2 separate regions of the Homo sapiens genome follow, and region 1 is linked to region 2. The links are chromatin contacts, found by Hi-C in ENCODE. All regions are on one chromosome and are shown on one strand. The core of a region is the stretch at or near the end of the contact, and the rest is flanking DNA. Distances in the headings are between cores, read along the strand shown. Region 1 has its middle 22 kb from the start of SPATA3-AS1. Region 2 has its middle 97 kb from the start of LINC01907.

Region 1 (3,230 bases), core at 312-2,811, 370 kb before region 2:
TTCTGGGTACATACTAGAAATGGGACTTCTGGGTCATATGGAAACTCCATGTTTAAATTTTTTTTTTTTTTTGAGATAAAGTCTCACTCTGTCACCCAGGCTGGAGTGCAGTGGCATGACCTCAGCTCGCTGCAACCTCTGCCTCCCGGGTTCAAGCGATTCTTCTGCCTCAGCCTCCCGAGTAGCTGGGACTACAGGCATGTGCCACTACGCCAGGCTAATTTTTGTATTTTTAGTAGAGTCGGGGTTTCATAATGTTGGCCAGGCTGGTCTCGAACTCCTGACCTCGTGGTCTGCCCGCCTTGGCCTCCCAAAGTGCTGGGATTACAGGCGTGAGCCACTGCACCTGGCCCCATGTTTAAATTTTTGATGAACCAACAAATTGATTTCCACATCAGCTGCACCGTTTTACATTTTTCACAAGCAAAGTAGGAGGGTTCCGGTTTTCCCACATCCTTGCCAATGGTTATTTTCCATTTAAAAAATTATAGTCATCCTCGTGGGTGTGAGGCGGTCAACTGTTAATACCCTTTTTGACACAAGCTTCGGGTGTCAAAAGATATGCTCTAATGCTGCCCTTTGGCTTCACGAGGCTACTTAAAGCTTCCAATTTCCTGTAAATCATATTAGACTTTGTTATTGTTACATTAACTTGGTGATCCAAGGGACTCATGGCTGTAGGGGGGCAATCCTGTTATATTCTAAGTGCTGTGGTTTGAATGTGTCCCCCAAAGTTCATGTGTTGGAAACTTAATTGCCAGTGCAACAATGTTGAGAAGTGGCACGTTTAAGTGGTGATTAGGTCATGGGAACACAGCTCTCATGAGTGGATTCAGGCCATTATTGGGGTACTGGATTAGCTGTCACAGGAGTGACTTAGATATAAAATCAGGGAATTCTGCCCCTCTTTCCTTCCTCTCGCGTGTGTTCTCTCTCACGACGTGATGCCTTCCGCCATGGGATGGCCCTCACTAGATACCAGCACCACGCTCTTGGACTTCCCAGCTCCAGAACCATGAGCCAAATAAACGTCTGTGCCTTGTAAATTACCCAGTCTGTGGTATTTTGGTATAGCGGCAGGAGATGAACTAAGACACTATGCATGATGTTACCCTGAACATTTGCATGAAAACAGCTCTTTACATCACATAGCCACACTCAGAATGTGTTATGGGAATACAGAAAAACAGAGGTGGGGAGACGACATTAACTGTGGTGAGGGGGTGAAATAATCCTTGGGACCAGTGACCTTTAGGGGTCTTTTAAAGTGACTTGTGTGCTCAAAATAACTGGCCCGGGCCTGCGGAATCCGGGCATCCTGACAAAACCACATGAATGAGGAGAACGGCACTTTTCATGACCGGCCCCACCAGGGGAATTTTTCAGGCACGCATCTTACTCTGATGCTCAGGTCAGCTGGCTACCACTAGTGAGCCCAGGCCCAGAGGCTGGGGCACCCCAGTGAGTCAGAGCCCAGATCAGGGAGGGTGAGAATTACCACTTCCTGTCTATGAAAAACACTTAGATAAATGTCGGTTCCCACCATGGCTAAGAATCAAATAATATTCTTTCTTCGAGCCTCAACCTCAAGTGCCTGACAAACTCTTGAAAAACCCAAGGCACTGCCCAAAGTAGTTTACACGGGGAGGTCCAAGGTGGTTTCCCTATGGCTGGTTGATGATGTTAATTACGGTATTTTTCAGGATTGGCAGTCAAGCAGATGTTATTAACATTAACTAATTAATCCAGGTCTTATCGCATGTCACCTGACGCCAAGTAAAAGCACCAGAGAAGTTTGGAAGTGGAGAAATGCCACAGGGTGGATCAGGAAAGACAGGACAGAGGAGGGGCCATTTGTGTAAGACCTACCTGAAAGGATAGGTGGAAGGGGACAGTGGGAGGGAAGGGGAGGATTGAGGCAGGGAGGTAAAGGTGCCACCCCCACACAAGCATGGAGCAATGCCAAGTGTCCCAACATAGAATGGACTTCTGGATACATCCACTTTATCCCAAAATTATTATGACAATGTGATCAAAAGAGAATATTGTGGCCAAAATGTTAAAGTTTGACATTCCAGAACAGGAATAATTATATCTTGGCACCGTTCATGGTGACATTTCTTCCATAGCTACTGTACTGAATATTTACCAGGCGAAGAAGACACTTTCAACTGAAGTAAGTGGAGAAGTGACTATTTTGGGGAACCCCCAGGCTACCTAGGGCAGTCTCTTTAACCCCTAGGATCGAGGTGTAGTTATTAAAAGCATCCACTTTCATTGCCCAAAGTGTCCCAGTTTAGACAATAAACTATATGGTCACTCTATTTATCATGGATTTTAAATTATTTTTAAAAATTGTGGTAAAATAGACATAACCTAGAATTCACCATTGTAACCACTGTAAGTGTTGAGTTCAGTGGAATTAAGTTATGTTCACCTAGTACAACCACCACCAACTCCCCATCCCCCACTTCCCCCAGCTCCTGGCAACCAACCATAATCCTAATTTCTATGTCTATGCATTTGACTACCCTAGGTACCTCTTTAAGTGGAATCATACGGTATTTTTCTTTTTGTGATTGACTTATTTGACTTAGTATAATGTCTCCAAGTTTCATCCATATGAGAGCATGGGTCAGAATCTCCTTCCTTTGTAATGTTGAGTAATACTCCACTGCGTGTGTATTCGTCTGTTCTTGCATTGCTATAAAGAAATACCTGATACTGGGCCAGTCACGATGGTGCATGCCTGTAATTCCAGCACTTTGGGAGGCCAAGGTGAGAGGATCACTTAAGTCCAGGAGCTCAAGACCAGCCTGTGCAACATGGTGAAACCCCATCTCTACAAAAAATACAAAAATTAGCTGGGCATAAGCCGGGCGCAGTGGCTCATGCCTGTAGTCCTAGCACTTTGGGAGGCCAAGGCAGGTGGGTCACGAGGTCAGAGGATTGAGACCATCCTGGCTAACATGGTGAAACCCCGTCTCTACTAAAAATACAAAAAATTAGCTGGGCGTGGTGGTGGGCGCCTGTAGTCCCAGTTACTCGGAAGGCTGAGGCAGCAGAATGGCGTGAACCCGGGATGCGGAGATTGCAGCAAGCCCAGATTGCGCCACTGCACTCCAGCCTGGGCGACAGAGCTCACTCCGTCTCAAAAAGAGAAAAAAAAATTAGCTGGGCATAGCGGCCCATACCTGTAGTCCCAACTACTCAGGTGGCTGAGGTGGGTG
Region 2 (3,313 bases), core at 795-3,294:
TTTGGAATTTTCAGCCTTTTTGTGCTGGTTTTTCCTCATCTTTGTGGATTCATCTACCTTTTGTCTTTGATGTTGGTGACCTTCGCATGGGGTTTCTGTGTGGTTGTCCTTTGTGTTGATGTTGATGCTATTGCATTCTGTTTGTTAGTTTTCCTTCTAACAGTCAGGTCCCTCTTCTGCAGGTCTGCTGGAGTTTGCTGGAGGTCCACTCCAGACCCTGATTGTCTGGGTATCACCAGCAGAGGCTGCAGAACAGCAAAGATTGCTTCCTGTTCCTTCCTCTGGAAGCTTCATCCCAGAGAGGCACCTGCCAGATGCCAGCCAGAGCTCTCCTGTATGAAGTGTCTGTCGACCCCTGCTGGGGGGTATCTCCCAGTCAGGAGGCACAGGGGTCAGGGACTCACTTGAGGAGGCTGTCTGTCCCTTAGCAGAGCTTGAGTGCTGTTCTGGGAGATCTGCTGGTCTCTTCAGAGCCAGTAGGCAGGAATGTTTAAGTCTGCTGAAGCTGCGCCCACAGCCGTCCCTTCCCCCAGGTGCTCTATCCCAGGGAGGTCAGAGTTTTATCTATAAGCCTCTGACTGGGGCTGCTGCCTTTCTTTCAGAGATGCCCTGCCCAGAGAGGAGCAATCTAGAGAGGCAGTCTGGCTACAACAGCTTTGCTGAGCTGTGGTGGGCTCCACCTATTCCGAACTTCCCAGTGGCTTTGTTTACACTGTGAGGGAAAACCCACCTACTCAAGCCTTAGTAATGGTGGACGCCCCTCCTCCCACCAAGCTCAAGTGTCCCAGGTCAACTTCAGATGGCTGTGCTGCCAGCAAGAATTTCAAGCCAGTCAATCTTAGCTTGCTGGCCTCCATGGGGGTGGGATCTGCTGAGCTAGACCACTTGGCTCCCTGGCTTCAGCCCCCTTTCCAGAGGAGTGAATGGTTCTGTCTCACTGGCATTCCAGGCGCCACTGGGTTATGGAAAGACAAACTCCTGCAGCTAGCTCGGTGTCTGCCCAAATGGCTGCTCAGTTTTGTGCTTGAAACCCAGGGCCCTTGTGGTGTAGGCACCTGAGGGAATCTCCTGGTCTGCAGGTTGCAAAGACCATGGGAAAAGTGTAGTATCTGGGCTGGAGTGCACTGTTTCTCATGGCACAGTCCCTCATGTCTTCCCTTGGCTAGGGGAGGGAGTTTCCTGACCTCTTGGGTGTTGAAGTGACACCCCACCCTGCTTTGGCTCACCCTCTGTGGGCTGCACCCACTGTCTAACCAGTCCCAATGAGATGAGCCAGGTACCTCAGTTGGAAATGCAGAAATTACCTGCCTTCCATGTTGATCTTGCTGGGAGCTGCAGACTGGAACTGTTCCTATTTGGCCATTTTGCCAGCCACCCCCACCTAATCCCTATTTTTAATTTTTTGAGGAAACTTCACACTGTTTTACGGAATGGCAGCACCAATTTACATTCCTACCAACAACATATATGTGTTTTCTCTACATCCTTGCCAAGACCTGTTACCTTTTCACCTTTTGATGCTAGCCATCTAACAGGTGTGAGATGGTATCTCACTGTGGTTTTGATTTTCATTTCCCCGAAACTCCCTGGGAGGGGATTGGGGATCTGTCTTTAGGCAGACAGGGGGAGTTCAGGGAAAACGTCTCTCTGCCTTTGGTCTTTCTCAAGTGTCTTCAGCTCAAAGTGATCGGCACACCAAAGCAGCATATTTTGGGGTGGCATTTCCTGAGCTCTTTCAACGGGCTCAGGGCAGTGGCTTTTCCCTAACTGGGTTAAAAGCGTGTTAATGCTTCAGTACTGTGTAGGGCTTTAGTGTAGCACCCTAGCTGGACATCAGCCCCACCAGGTATGGGTGGGGTTCTGGGAAAGGGCCTGGGCTCTCAGGTGGCTGCACTTGTGATAGCAGCTGACTTCCTGTAAGTGCACTGGTGCAGGAAGTGAGCCCTGCTTCCTGTCTGTGTTGCTGGGGGTGGGTGGGGGTGTGGGGGCGGGGAACAGAGGGGAAGCCAGGCCCTTGAACTTGAACTTTTGTCATGCAGGCACTGCAGCTGGGGGTTGGTGGCCTCCTGGAGGGTGCCTGAAAGGGACTCTGGCAGTGCAGCTCCTTCCTCGGGGCAAGAACCCTGAGCTGGGGCAGTGATTTCCCTCCCCTTGATTTCCTCACTTTTGTTTTGTTTTCTCTTTTTTTTTTGAGACGGAGTTTTGCTCTTGTCACCCAGGCTGGAGTGCAGTGGCATGATCTTGGCTCACTGCAACCTCCGCCTCCCGGGTTCAAGTGATTTTCCTGCTTCAGTTGCCCAAGTAGCTGGGATAACAGGTGTGCACCACCACGCCTGGCTAGTTTTTGTATTTTTAGTAGAGATGGGGTTTCACCATGTTGGTCAGGCTGGTCTTGAACTCCTGACCTCAAGTGATCCACTAGCCTTGGCCTCCCAAAGTGCTGGGGTTACAGGTGTGAGCCACTGTGCCTGGCCTCATATTCTCTTAAACCATTAAATTGGACGGGTGCGGTGGCTCACGCCTGTAATCCCAGCACTTTGGGAGGCCGAGTCAGGTGGATCACTTGAGGTCAGGAGTTTGAGACCAGCCTGGCCAACATGGTGAAACCTCCATCTCTCCTAAAATACAAAAATTAGCCGGACATGGTGGCGGGGCCTGTAATCCCAGCTACTGGGAAGGCGGAGGCAGGAGAATCGCTTGAACCCGGGAGGTGGAGGTTGCAGTGAGCCAAGATCATGTCACTGCACTCCAGCCTGGGACACAGAGTGAGACTCGGTCTCAAAAAACAAAAAACAAAAACCCCCAAACCCCCCAAACTATTAAGTTTTGCAGCCAAACCTCATTCGTCCTGGGTGTGGCTGAATCCAGGGAGGAGGGGAAAGCTCCATTATGCGGGCTTCAGGCCCACACCTGTGCCACTGTTTTGCCGTCACCTGAAACCAGCAGAAAAAGCAGCTCAACTGTGGCTCTGAGAAACTTCTGATATTGGTCATGACATTCATTCTCTACAAAATCCCACTCTCAACTAAGCTGAGCCTCCCTGCCCCCGCCAATTTATTTTTCTGTCCCCAGTTATGCTCAGCGCTATTGTCTGTCCCCACGCTCCAGAGAGCAGCATGTGATAGCTTAGTTGGACTAATTAACACGAAGCTCCACATTCAAATAACATGAGTCCTCTCCCATTATCATTATTATTATTATTTATTGTAGCAAAGTATACATAATAGTTATCATTTCATTGTTAATATATATGACTATTTAGCATTATCAATTTCTCATTTAGTCATTTGTAAGTGTGCAATTCAGTGGTATT

The links. Hi-C counts contacts between places; a loop is a spot of excess contacts on that map. Pooled maps may share reads with other maps.
Region 1: a pooled map shows a loop between it and region 2 (4-fold over the local background). The contact joins two enhancer-like sites. A Hi-C loop is called at or near these places in 1 of 168 maps with a recorded cell type or tissue (heart right ventricle), 1 of 37 single-sample maps with no recorded cell type and 3 of 50 pooled maps.

The regions. Positions count from the first base shown.
Region 1 is chr2:230,972,607-230,975,836 of GRCh38, reverse strand. No RefSeq gene overlaps it. Among named protein-coding and RNA genes, the nearest start is that of SPATA3-AS1, 22 kb to the left of the region's middle. RefSeq lists enhancers at 1,407-1,546, 1,667-1,716. Within about 2 kb of position 1,561, at least 4 of the 41 ENCODE cell types and tissues checked have a DNase peak (open chromatin) inside an H3K27ac peak, as active enhancers do.
Region 2 is chr2:230,601,407-230,604,719 of GRCh38, reverse strand. No RefSeq gene overlaps it. Among named protein-coding and RNA genes, the nearest start is that of LINC01907, 97 kb to the left of the region's middle. RefSeq lists a silencer at 1,931-2,010 and an enhancer at 2,151-2,280. Within about 2 kb of position 2,044, at least 7 of the 41 ENCODE cell types and tissues checked have a DNase peak (open chromatin) inside an H3K27ac peak, as active enhancers do.